Linked DNA regions of Homo sapiens: region 2 is linked to region 1. A link is a contact called in ENCODE Hi-C or POLR2A ChIA-PET data. All regions are on one chromosome and are shown on one strand. Each heading gives the region's core, a stretch centred on a gene start or an enhancer-like site at or near the end of the contact. The rest is flanking DNA. Distances are from core to core; before and after follow the strand shown.

What was found. Hi-C counts contacts between places; a loop is a spot of excess contacts on that map. ChIA-PET counts read pairs that join two places held with the same protein, here RNA polymerase II (POLR2A). Pooled maps may share reads with other maps.
Region 2: a map with no recorded cell type shows a loop between it and region 1 (6-fold over the local background). The contact joins the promoter of GAS2 here to the enhancer-like site in region 1. A Hi-C loop is called at or near these places in 3 of 37 single-sample maps with no recorded cell type and 3 of 50 pooled maps. POLR2A ChIA-PET finds 5 or more read pairs at or near these places in 1 of 52 experiments (CD4-positive, alpha-beta T cell).

What each region holds. Positions count from the first base shown.
Region 1 is chr11:22,431,080-22,436,891 of GRCh38, reverse strand. No RefSeq gene overlaps it. Among named protein-coding and RNA genes, the nearest start is that of LINC01495, 58 kb to the left of the region's middle. Within about 2 kb of position 4,416, at least 7 of the 41 ENCODE cell types and tissues checked have a DNase peak (open chromatin) inside an H3K27ac peak, as active enhancers do.
Region 2 is chr11:22,661,609-22,668,125 of GRCh38, reverse strand. It overlaps GAS2 (growth arrest specific 2), which reads right to left and starts at 1,515. Exons shown (of 8, transcript NM_001143830.3): 1 at 1,227-1,515. RefSeq lists a silencer at 1,276-1,435.

The sequences.
Region 1 (5,812 bases), core at 3,167-5,666:
AATAATCATTGAATGACTAATTTTCCACAATGTCAGTACATATTTCAAGCATTCACCATGAGTATGGCCCCTCTAATCTGGAAACAATATGCTTGTGCTGAAGACCAAACAAATCCTGCGGTCTGTAGCACAGAAGCTTAAATTCGTAAATCCTGGAGGTTTACGTACTTCTGTTTGTAAAGATGATAATATTTTACCTTTAGAGAGATGTTACATCCAGATCACTGCTGTCAGATGAAAATATTGGCTTAGCCTACAGCCCTACTACAAAATATAAAATGGTAACGTCTAGAGAAAACAAACACATTATCATTTGGAGGGAGGGGTGTGCTTAGGAAAGCAATAAAGAAGCCGGATAACTAACTTAAACTGAGTTAATAATGGAAGGTTTAAAGTATCCTAATTGCTACTGTCTGAATGTGTTCCCCCAAAATTCATGTGTTCAAACCTAATCACCAATGTGATAGTATTAGGAAGTAGGACCTTGGGAGGTGATTAGGTCATGAGGGAAAAACCTTCATGATGGGATTAATGCCCTTGTAAAAGAGGCCTCAGATGAAGGTTGGGGTGAAATCATAGCATATAGCAGATGCTACAAGATGGTACCACTGCACTCCAGAGCAAGACTCTGTCTCAAAAAAAAAGAGGTCTCCGAAAGCTGTCTTGCACCTTCCACCATGTGAAGGACACAGCAAACAGTTGCCACCTATGAGCCAGAAAAGGGGCCCTCACCGGACACTGCATCTGCTGGTGCTTTGATCCTGGACTTCCCAGCCTCCAAAACTGTGAGAAATGGATGTTTGTTTATAAGCCACCCCATTTATGGTATTTTCTTATAACAGCCTGAATGGACTAAGCACAAATTATTGCATTTTGTAGTTATTTTTCCCCACCCTTGATATTACTCTTTTATTTCTGTATTTCAATACATGTATTATCCACACATTAGCACAAACTAAGTGCTTAATAATTTTTGTTGAATTAACTTCATACACTGGTTGTCCCATTATGGTTTGAGGATCCCTGGAGGTAGTGGTGTGCTGGAGCAGCTTCTGACATCTCTTGAGGACCCACTGTCAAATTTTATTTATTATTATTATTTTTTTATTTTATTTTATTTTATTTTATTTTATTTTATTTTATTTTATTTTATTTTATTTTATTTTATTTTATTTTATTTTATTTTTTTGAGACAGAGTCTCATTCTGCCGCCCAGGCTGGAGTGCAGTGGCGCAATCTAGGCTCACTGCAAGCTCCGCGTCCCGAGTTCACGCCATTCTCCTGCCTCAGCCTACCGAGTAGCTGGAACTACAGGTACCCGCCACCACACCAGGCTAATTTTATTTTTTTTGTGTATTTTTAGTAGAGATGGGGTTTCACCCTGTTAGCCAGGATGGTCTCAATCTCCTGACCTCATGATCTGCCCACCTTGGCCTCCCAAAGTGTGTATTTTATTTTATTTTAAGTTCTGAGATGTATGTGCAGGATGTGCATGTCTGTTACATAGGTAAACATGTGCCATGGTGGTTTGCTGTACCTATCAACCCATCACCTCGATATTAAGCCCCACATGCATTAGCTATTTATCCTGATGCTCTCCCTCCCCCAACCCCCAGCAGGCACCAGTGTGTGTTGTTCCCCTTCCTGTGTCCATGTGTTCTCATTGTTCAGCTCCCACTTATGAGTGAGAACATGTGGTGTTTGGTTTTCTGTTCCTGTGTTAGTTTGCTGAGGATAATGGCTTCCAGCTCCATCCATGTCCCAGCAAAAGACATGATCTTGTTGCTTTTTATGGCTGCATAGTATTCCATCATAAACATGTACCACATTTTCTTTATCCAGTCTATCATTGATGGGCAATTAGGTTGATTCCATGTCTTTGCTATTGTGAATAGTGCTACAATGAACATACACATGCATGTACCTTTATAATAGAATAATTTTTATTCTAATATCCAGAATCTACAAGGAACTTAAACAAATTTACAAGAAAAAAAAACAAACCTTTCAAAAAGTGGGCAAAGGACATGAACAGACATTTCTCAAAAGAAGACATGTATATGGCCAACAAACATGAAAAAATACTCAACTTCACTGATCATTAAGGAAATGCAAATGAAAACCACAATGAGATACCACTTCACACAAATCAGAATGGCGATTATTTAAAAATATAGAAACAACAGATACTGGCGAGGCTGTGAAGAAAGAGGAATGCTTTTACACTGTTGGTGGGAATGTAAATTAATTCAACCATTGTGGAAGACAGTGTGGCGATTCCTGAAGGATCTAGAACCAGAAATACCATTTGACTCAGCAGTCCTCACTGTCAAATTTTAAAGAATTTTGTGAGTCAGTCCTTAAACATAATCATTATTAAAAAGTATATTATAAAAACGTCAATTAAACAAATTATATTAACGTAAAGATAATAAATATTCACAACCCATCATTTCCTAATCATTTTACTACATTTTATTACAATCTTGTTAGGCTCTTGTGGTTATTTCTAGCTGTTGTATTTGTATGGTAGAAATACTATAGAATAATGTGCTACTGCCTGTCTTTTCCCAACTTTGCATTACCAGCCATGTTGGGAGTATTTACACCAGAGAAATTGGCAGTGCTACAAAGTGGGCTTTCTCTTCAATGATGAACTGGTTATTAAAACACTCTCCACAAGTGGAGCAGCACACCTCTTATTGAGAGTTCTCAAGACTCTTTCTGGTACCAGGTCCTCTCTTTTGGTATGAGTGGCTAGATTTCTTCATGTATGTTAATCAAAGCAACACATTAAAACAGATTGAATGCAGAAGCAGAGATGAGACTCGAACTATAAGCTCCACACTAATTTTCAAAAAATGGAAATCTATGTATCCCTTCTCATTAATTTTCTTCTTCATAAAAATGAGTTATTTGGGTTATCATCTAATGTTTTATTGCTATTTTAAAATGAATTAATAAGTATTTTTATTCCAAATTTTGCATTTTAGCATGATAAACAGTGATAGATACAGTTCACAAAAACGAAAGCCCTTAGGGTCCTCAATAATTGAGAGTGTGAAGGAGGCTGAGATAAAAAGTTTGAGAATCATTCATTTTTCAATGCAGTTAATTCCATATCTCGCTTTTTTTGACTTAGCGTAGTTAAACCAGAAAAGCAGGTCTGTATTCCTACGGCTTTGTGACCTTGGTAAGTTAATTCTTTACCTCTTCAAATCTTTATTTCTCCAACTGTGAAAAGGCAATGTTAGAAAAGATTTTGTCTCACGGAACCATTTTTTAGCTTTTAGTTTCTGTAACTATGAGAATTATAAATGAACTTTGCTCCTAGCTTGAGGGCAGTGAAGTTATTTCTGCTTTGTCATCCTTTTTATACCTCCAAATCCCATCATCACTGCCTTTAACAATCTTTTCTGCCTAAGTTCTTCCCCCCACCCAAAAGATTTTTCATTGGATTACATCACTGTACAGTAATTACAGAAGTTACTATTTCCAGTTGTCAAAAAAACCAGTTCTGCACTAAACTGCATGCCATGTAGCACATACAAAACACAGTGCAGACAAAGAAAATGCCACAGTTTAGTGTCACCCCATCCATCAGGTGGAAAAATGAAATGCCTAAAGCAGGCAATGCGACCGAATTTAATCAAGCATACTATTACTCAGGCCCTGCCTTGCATCTCCCCACTGCAGCGGAGTGAAATAGAAAGACATGTGCTGCCTGTGCATTTTCTCTTTTCTGTGAAAACACCACGGATTAGTATCTGCTTGGCGTCCTTAACCAATGTGTGAATACGTGTCTTAATTCCAGGCTAGTGCGCGTCTGCTTTGCCTCCGAAATCACTGCGGCAGAATACAAATAATGTATGAAATAAAAAGCCTTTGCCAAGTGCGCCAAGACTACAGCCTTCACTTACGAATCACATCTGCGTCTCCGTTTTCTTTACGCACCCGCAGTAGGATCAAGATGTGAGATCGCAACCCAGTCTGCCGGGAATTTAATTTCCATTTCCCCTCCCAACATCAAACCACCACGAAAACCAACCCTTCCCGGCGCGAAGCTGCAAGTAAGATGGGGAAGGCCAAGGGACCGCGTGGCGAGCCCGCACTGTGGGGCGCGCCCGCCTCCCGCCGCAGACCCTGGAGTGAACTGGGCTTCACTGAGGCCTGAGCCGGGAAGAAGCCAAAGAATAAGAGATGCGATAAAATGGCTGCCAGGAGGGGGTTTCTGTATGCTAAGGGCAGCCTGCCTTCCCCAAGGGATCCAGTGTGCTTCCAGCCCGGCTCCAGGCAGCGGCCGAGACGCCTCAAATTTGGGCCGCATCCCAAGGCCAAGGAGAGGCGACTTCCACAGCTTCATTTAGCTCTGCAGAAAGTCACCTCCGCCCCCACCCCCATGCGGCACGTGCGGCAAGCCATCACCATGGCAACCTTCCTTTCTGCCCCTCTCTTGTTATTGAACAGCTGAGACACCCAGCGTCCCTGAACTTGTTACTGCACAAGTTAATGCGGTCCTCTGAGGGCTTGGTTTCCTAACTATTGTTCTTTGGGCAACTGACTGCTTCCTGAAACAAAAAACAAAACAAAACAAAACCCTATGCGTGTGTCTCAGACGTTCTCCCCACCACTCCTGGCCCCAAATGTCAGCGAATCTGGTCATTCTCCTCCTAGGAGGCGCAACAGAATAAACTGGAAGGAAGCAAGGATTCATGTCCAACCCTTATTTACTGACACTAATGTTGGAACCATTTTGACGTTTGCAGCCTTCAGTTTCACTAGATATAAACCATTAATAGTTATATGACTACCTCTTATATATGGTTGGTGAGTGAGCAAATTGATGCAGTCTTCCTGTGGGCAACTTTTTCAAGAAATAAATAGAGGTTTGAACAAAATATAGCTACAAAGATACTCATAGGAGCAAATGGTTATAATAGTTGTTTTTAAATCAAGCTAAATGTAAGAAAACGGTTGAAGAAATGAATACAATGAGATAACCACTGGGTGATGCAATTACAGGTGACTTTTTCCTTATACTTTCTTTGACAATTATAAAAATTATATAAGAACAAAAACATGTTTTGTTTTATTGTTTCAACATGTCTGATGTGGTTTATAAACATATAAATGAATCTTTACTTATAGATTATACATAAAAGTATTTTCCTCAAAGGAAAGTGTGAAGATTAAAATGGAAGAGCTCTGGATCACTTGGATCATTTGTTATTGTTTTTGTTTCTTTCCCCTCAGATATCTAAGTATTTGCATTTGGTTTGGGAAAAATTATTTTTAATTATTTATGTTCTACCAAAGAAAACAAAATGATTTTCCATTGAACACATAATAATATTAAGAAATACTCAAAATCACCTTATTGTCATAAACCTTCATTAAGGATAAAGGCTTTCATTTTGTTCTTATTCTCTGGCTATAGAATTTCAATTCAAAGAGCAGTTGTTGTTTTAAAATGGAAATTCATGAGTGCTGAGAGGCCTGGCTGCAGAGCCAGATTGTGCTCAAAGTGGAATCCTTCAAAACCGCCTTCTCTGAGGTCCCTGCACCCCAGCCCTGGAACGGCAGGGAGTAGCTTGCCATATCATTTACACAGAACTGCGTGATCCTTCAGGGAAACCACTCTCTTCCCATTGTGGGTAAGAGTGAACCTGGCTGTTGTCAAGTAGCCTGTAAGAAGCCCTGCAGTATCACACTCAAGGCACCTCATCTCTGAGGAGGGCTCAGGGAGCACCCAGGCCTGACCAACAGCTGCAATTAAATCAGGGCCTTTTAAGACTTGAGAAATGCTCACTTT
Region 2 (6,517 bases), core at 266-2,765, 230 kb before region 1:
CTTGCCTCTGTGAATCTCAGGGGATACGTGGGGAGGAAAAGTGGACTTCCTCTGCCAGGCTGGTACATCCAAACTGTCTAAGCCTTTATTTTAATACTAGGATGTCAAATGGGTGTTCCTGTGCACAAGCAGATCTTATTTCCTTGGCATAAGATCTCTCATACACAACTGATCTAACCTTGTTGGAGAGGGTTGGAGGAGATAATTTTATAAGAATAAAGTTTTGCAAACTCTTCACTGTAAGAAGATCACGGAGGTGAGAGGATGAAGATGAAGAAGATGGAGAGGGTAAAGACTGTGATTTCAAAAAGGTTAACTGGGAAAAGAATTAACAACCCTCCCCCAACCTCAATTGTTTTTAGAATGTAGAAACAGAATCTGTTAACCCTCGCTTTTGCTCCCTCTTCATTCAAGACAATGGAAACTTCTTCGGATACCTGGGCTAAGTTAATGGTAATTTACCATACTGAGTTGACAGAATTTAATTTTGCCAGTATAAATAATGTCTCCAAAGCAAAATTGCCTCCTTTGTTCCCCAAACAATTTCAGATTCCAGTCTCAACTTTGGACTGAACAAAAAGAACGATACCACGCAAAATCTCCCCAAAGTGTGTTGATATATATCGGCTAGCGTTTGTTTATTCACATAAAACTCAATTTCATCAAACTCATCAGACACAGTGAGTATCACCCCAGATCACACATGTGGCGCTCTTTCCTCCCATCCTGGCCTCAACGACTCAAGTAAAACATTCAGGATCAGCCCTTTAAGACCATTCTGGCTCTATCCCACCCCACCATAACAGACAATGCTGAGCATGCATTACAGATACTCTTGTGCACGAATGCATATGTGTGCATTTATAATCGATGTGTTCATTAAAAATCCTCACTCTGTCCCTGGTTGGCAGAGCCACCCCAGCGGGCTTACGTGCTGCGGTTGTCCGGGGTGTTCCGCAATAGGGATAAGGAACACATGGTTGTTTCCAGAGAATCAGAAAGTCACCCCCTGCAGTGAATACCCACTCTTAGAGAAAGAGCCTGTCCAACTGTCCGCGGCTCTTCACTCTTCCCCGCCTCGTTCCTGAGGTTATTTTTTAATGACCTCTCCCCTCCCCCGCCGCCCCGGGTGCAGTAGACAGGCAGGGGCTCCCGTGAGCCCCGGCTGCGGTGCGCGCACGCTGCGGCGGCGTTGGCGCAGAACTGGGCCAGCCAGTCGTGCTCACCCCCGCGTCCCGAGCTGGGCTGCTGGCGGCTCTCAGAGGCGCTTGGGCTCCGGGCTGGGCTCCTGCAGCTTCTCGGGGCCGGCCCCCTCCAGGCACAGGTCCTGCAGCAGCCGCTCCCCGCACCCCACCAGCCTGGCGGCAGCGGCAGCAGCTACAGCCGCACTACCCCTCTTCATACTTCTCTGATGGCTCCTTTTAGTGCTGTTTGGGAAAACGATTTTTTCTCCCTGCCAGAAACAGATTTCCTACATTTCATCAGTCCTCATAGACCGAGCGGAAGTAAAATGCTTACTTTTTTTGGTGGACGCAAATGCAGTTGACACTGATTTACCCTTCAAACGGGGAGAGATTGTATTACAAGCCCTTGGCAGCAATTCCGAGGTTGGGGCCAAGCTCCAGCCCCCTCCTTGTCCCCCAGACACTAACCTAAGAGAGAAAAGGTGGGGGCTGGGGAGGGGATCATATTTAACTCTAGAGGTTTAACAGAGTCAATAGCTTTAGCACAATATTAAAATTGGGTGTTGGAAAAGTTTTTGCTTTCCTGGCCAGTGATTTTGCAGACGGAGGCACGAGCTTTCCAGTAACTTCGGCCACTCTTCATTCCAAATTGAACATTTTGATGTCTTACAATTCTCTTTAAATATCAGATTTTTAGAAGAGGCTGTACTCACGGCTGTTTTTGCTTTACCAAAGGAAATACAATTCCACCCTTCCTTCTTTCAGCCTCAGCTCAGCATTATGTTGAATGTCAGAGACAATTGTCTCCAACTGTTGTTTATTAGTACGTGTATTCTGAGATGAAACGTCTTCCATGAAGTGGACAGATGTTCAAGTGTCTGATTCACCTCTAATGCGCGGGGACCGCTTGCTGAGTGTGCTGATCCCCACAGGTTACCACCTCCCATGGAGCATAAATAAAATGTATTACACTTTTTATTTTGTTTTGTTCTCATGTTCATCAGTTTCATGTATATTGCCATCCAATGTTTACAATGGCAGTGGTACAGGTATTGTGATCCTTGCTTGGATACCATTTTTATAATGATGAGTTACCTAGCCCCACTCCCAAATAGAAACTACCTGTACATCCACAAGCTAAATGATGTGGATGATTTTAGATATAATTTAAAAAATATTCACATTTCACCTTTATTATTGCCATTATCTGGCAGAAACTGCATCAGTTATTTGCTTCTAGTGGCAATACATTTAATAAAGAAGAAGAGAAAACCGATTGAAAAGTTTGGAGTCCTTGAACTCCGAACTTTTTATTTTAGTTCAATTTGCTTTTGCAGCTATCAGGTCCACATTTCCTCCTTAGCTTTCTAAAAGAAGGGAAAAATAGTTATTCTTAATTTTAAGGAGAAACAGCATTTTTAAAAGGTCAACATAACAGCTTGGATAAACATAAATAACAACAAAACATACAGAACTCATTACTGATGAGTTTTAGTAAACGAATCTGAATGATAAAATTTCTTAAAATGTGATCAGATCTGAGTATTCCTAGAGCCCCAACAAAGAATTTTGAGTGTCTGAACACATACAATTTAGTAAAAAATCAAATGTTCTTGATAATTTTTCCTGATCAAAACATCATCAGCCAATAAATGCTAATTTAAGAATTATCCAAATATGTAATGAGTTCAAAAAATTTAGCACCTTGAACTTTCAAAATCTTACATCCTATTTCTCCCCAGATATGAATATTCTTGTCACATTGTTCATTATTGGTGTTATAAAAAGCTAAGAGTAAGGCAATGTTTTTGTTGATTCAGGAACAATGCTAAATACAGTTTGGGGAAAAAAAGGAGGCTTACAGAGGAATTGGGAAAGCATAATCATTCAAAATTACTCCCTCTCCATGCTCATTTCTTCCAGGTATTTTTTTTTTTGTCTTAAATTTTGCATTATGTCAGATCCTCTGTCTCTCAGAAAGAGCGAAAAGAAAAATACGAGAAGAAATAAATAATGTGTTTTTTCTTTCATTAACATCTAAGAGTTGTACTGAATATTTTTTTTGGTGACAAAAGAGAAGTAATACAAAAGATTTCTGAAGAGACACGGATACAGTGTTTTTATTTTAATTTTTTTAGCATATGTAAAAATTCCCATTTGATTTTTATCTTGTTTTTCAAAATCAATATTTCTATTTATATATTCTGATCACTCACTGATATATTTGTCAAAGATAATCTTTTGTCTAAGTATTTTCTTAGTTTAGTGTGGACTCAACCCAAACTGTTCACCTTAGGAAAATGTAGTCCAACTGAAGCAACTATAGCTTCTCTAATGTGAATGCAAAGGAAGCAAATACTTCAATAAGATGAAAAATGTTTAAATACATCCTTGAAACTTAACACCATTAAAAAGAAGTCAAGCCAGATTTAAACAGTTTAGTTTTTATTTTCAAGTGATCACAGTTAGAGGACTTTAACACGGGAAATTTCTGCATTACTATGTGTGTCCCACATTCTAAACTTTCAACATTGTCTCAAACATGAATTTTCTCATTTCTCTAATAAATACTTTTTTGAGTTTAAAAATGATCAATAAAACACGTTATTTTTCCCTCCTATGTAGATAACTCTCCTTTTCTCTCTTAGTCCTTCTCCCAAATGAAAATAATATATGTAGTACTCACTCTGAAAAGTGAAGCAAACCTTCAATAAATGATTGAGGTTAGAGGACACTTTGAGAAAAAATTAAATAACACGGAAACAGCCACTGGGTTAAATTTGGTAAAATAAATTTCCAGAAGTGACCAAGAAAGACTTATATTCCTAAACAGCTTCAAAGGAGCAGTTAAAAATGACAAAAGACAGCTTGGGAAGCAAGTGAGAATAATGATACAGAAAGCAGTATGAAGACATGCAATGGTATTAAAAAATACATGAAGACATATATTTAATAATAACTTAAATCATTTACTTACATTTTGTTGACATACTTCCTCAGTGAGGTCAAATATGTTTATTTTTCCCAACCTAGCATCTTAGTCTATAATATAAGGCCTTCAATTGACATATTTTGAATTATAGTTTTTTAATGTCATAAGGCAAAGAGAATAAATTTTATAAATCCTAGCATAGTCATTACAAATAGTGTTACGAATAAAAACAGACTGTTTCTGAAATTTTAAACGATAAATGCTATTACTTTTCACCACCATTCATATATAAAACTACAAGGATAAATCAAAGAAATTTCATATGTAAAGTTCAAGGTTTACTCTCCATCTAATATGCAATTTAAAAAATCTATTACTTTACTCTCAGTGGAGAACTTTAAACTTTTTAAGTACAACACAACAGTAGCATAAATATTAATTCCCTCCTGTGCAAGACTCATTTTTTTCTGGCAAATTGTGTTAGGTATAAGCATATGTTTTCTAATTTTTACATAAGAAATAGATTAAAAATCATTTTGTGAAATATGCCATTTGTCTTATCTACTTTTATTCATTTATTTTTTATTTTTTTATTTTTTTTTTTGAGAAGGGCTATTGCAGTGGCGTTGCCATGGCTTACTGCAGCCTTGACCTTCAGGCTCTAGCTATCCTCCCATCTCAGTGTCACGGTAGGTGGGACCACAAGTGAGCACCACTGATATGGTTTGGCTCTATGTCCCCATTCAAATTTCATCTAGAATTGTAATCCCCAAATGTTGAGAGAGGGACCTGGTGGGAGGTGACTGGATCATGGGGTCCGTTTCCCGCATGCTGTTCTCATGATAGTGAGGGAGTTCTCACAAGACCTAATGGTTTTAAAAGGGTGGCACTTCCCCTCTCTCTTTCTCTCTCTCCTGCTGCCATGTAAGACATGCCGTGCTGCCCCTTTGCCTTTCCCCATGATTGTAAGTTTCCTGAGGCCTCCCCAGCCATGCAGAACTGTGAGTCAATTAAACCTCTTTTCTTTATAAATGACCCAGTCTCAGGTAGTTCTTTATAGCACAGTGAAAACAGACTAACACAGCCACCAACTGTGGCTAATTTTTTATTTTTATTTTTTTTTTTTTTGCAGAGACACGGTCCCACTATGTTGCCCAGGGACACAGTCCCACTATGTTGCCCAGGCTAGTCTCAAACTCCTGGCCTCACATGATGCCCTACCCCAACCCTCCAAAGTTTCTGGGTTAGAGGCATGAGCCACCACACCCTGCCTCATCTAGTTTTAAATATCCTATGCAGTACCTTCTGTGGTGTGACGTCTGTTGTCTAAGTTGAAGGTGTTTTTTTTTTAAGTTTTCTTTCTTTCTTTATCTTGTAGTTTGCTTCTAAATCTTAAAAAAGTCTATGTCATGTTACTTTAATCACAAGTACCTCAAGTATAATATAAATGTTTAATGTAAAATATGTTTATTTCAACAACCTTTCTTGTCTTTTCCACCACTACATCTCTGGCATGTAGAATATCATTAGACATATAGTAGACACTCAATAATTGTTGAAAGAAATGAATGATTATTTTAGAAGCTGGTGTCTTAGAAAATATACAACTAATTGGTTATATCTTTATATATTGTCTCTAATTTAATAGTTTAGAATCCAGAATAGAAAAGCAATGTTAAAATAACATTACAAATGATAGTTTCACTCCCAAGCTAGCAGCATTTCATCTGGTAAAATGTAACTAGAGTTCACTAAAACAGATGCTTGCCTGTGTGCCAGGCTTATAAATGAGGTCAGTCTGTGTCACTTGTCACTTCATTAAAAACCTAGGTTCATTTGGACTCAAGGTTTAATCATAGCCAATATAACAAGAGTGCAATGAAAAGCAATAGAAAATATTACTACTGCAGTGGCTTTCAAATTTTTATTGTGACCCACAATATGAAATACATTATGGAACAGACACATAGAACACTTAGACACAAATAAACTAAGTATGTTTCACAAAAACATTACGTACTTTACTATTATATTGCACTCTGATATTTTTCTACTTGACATTATTATAGTCTCTTCTATGCTATTCAATTTTAAAGAAATGCTATTAGAGAGCTGCTAAATTTGTTTTATGACCTACAGTTTTAAAAAAATCTGACTGTAAAGAAACTAAACTAAGGGGAAAATCAATAAAAAGTGAGGTAAGGTCTCAATTAACAGATGGTTTCATTACAAAGTATGAAACAGATATGTTTATATATTGTTATTGGTAGACTTGATGCAATGTAATGTCACAACATCCCAAACATCTTATACCGTTACACCTCCATGCCTTTCCTCATGCTAACCAAAATGATCTTTTACCTTCACTGTCTCCCTCTGAAGAAATCTGATTCACTCTTCT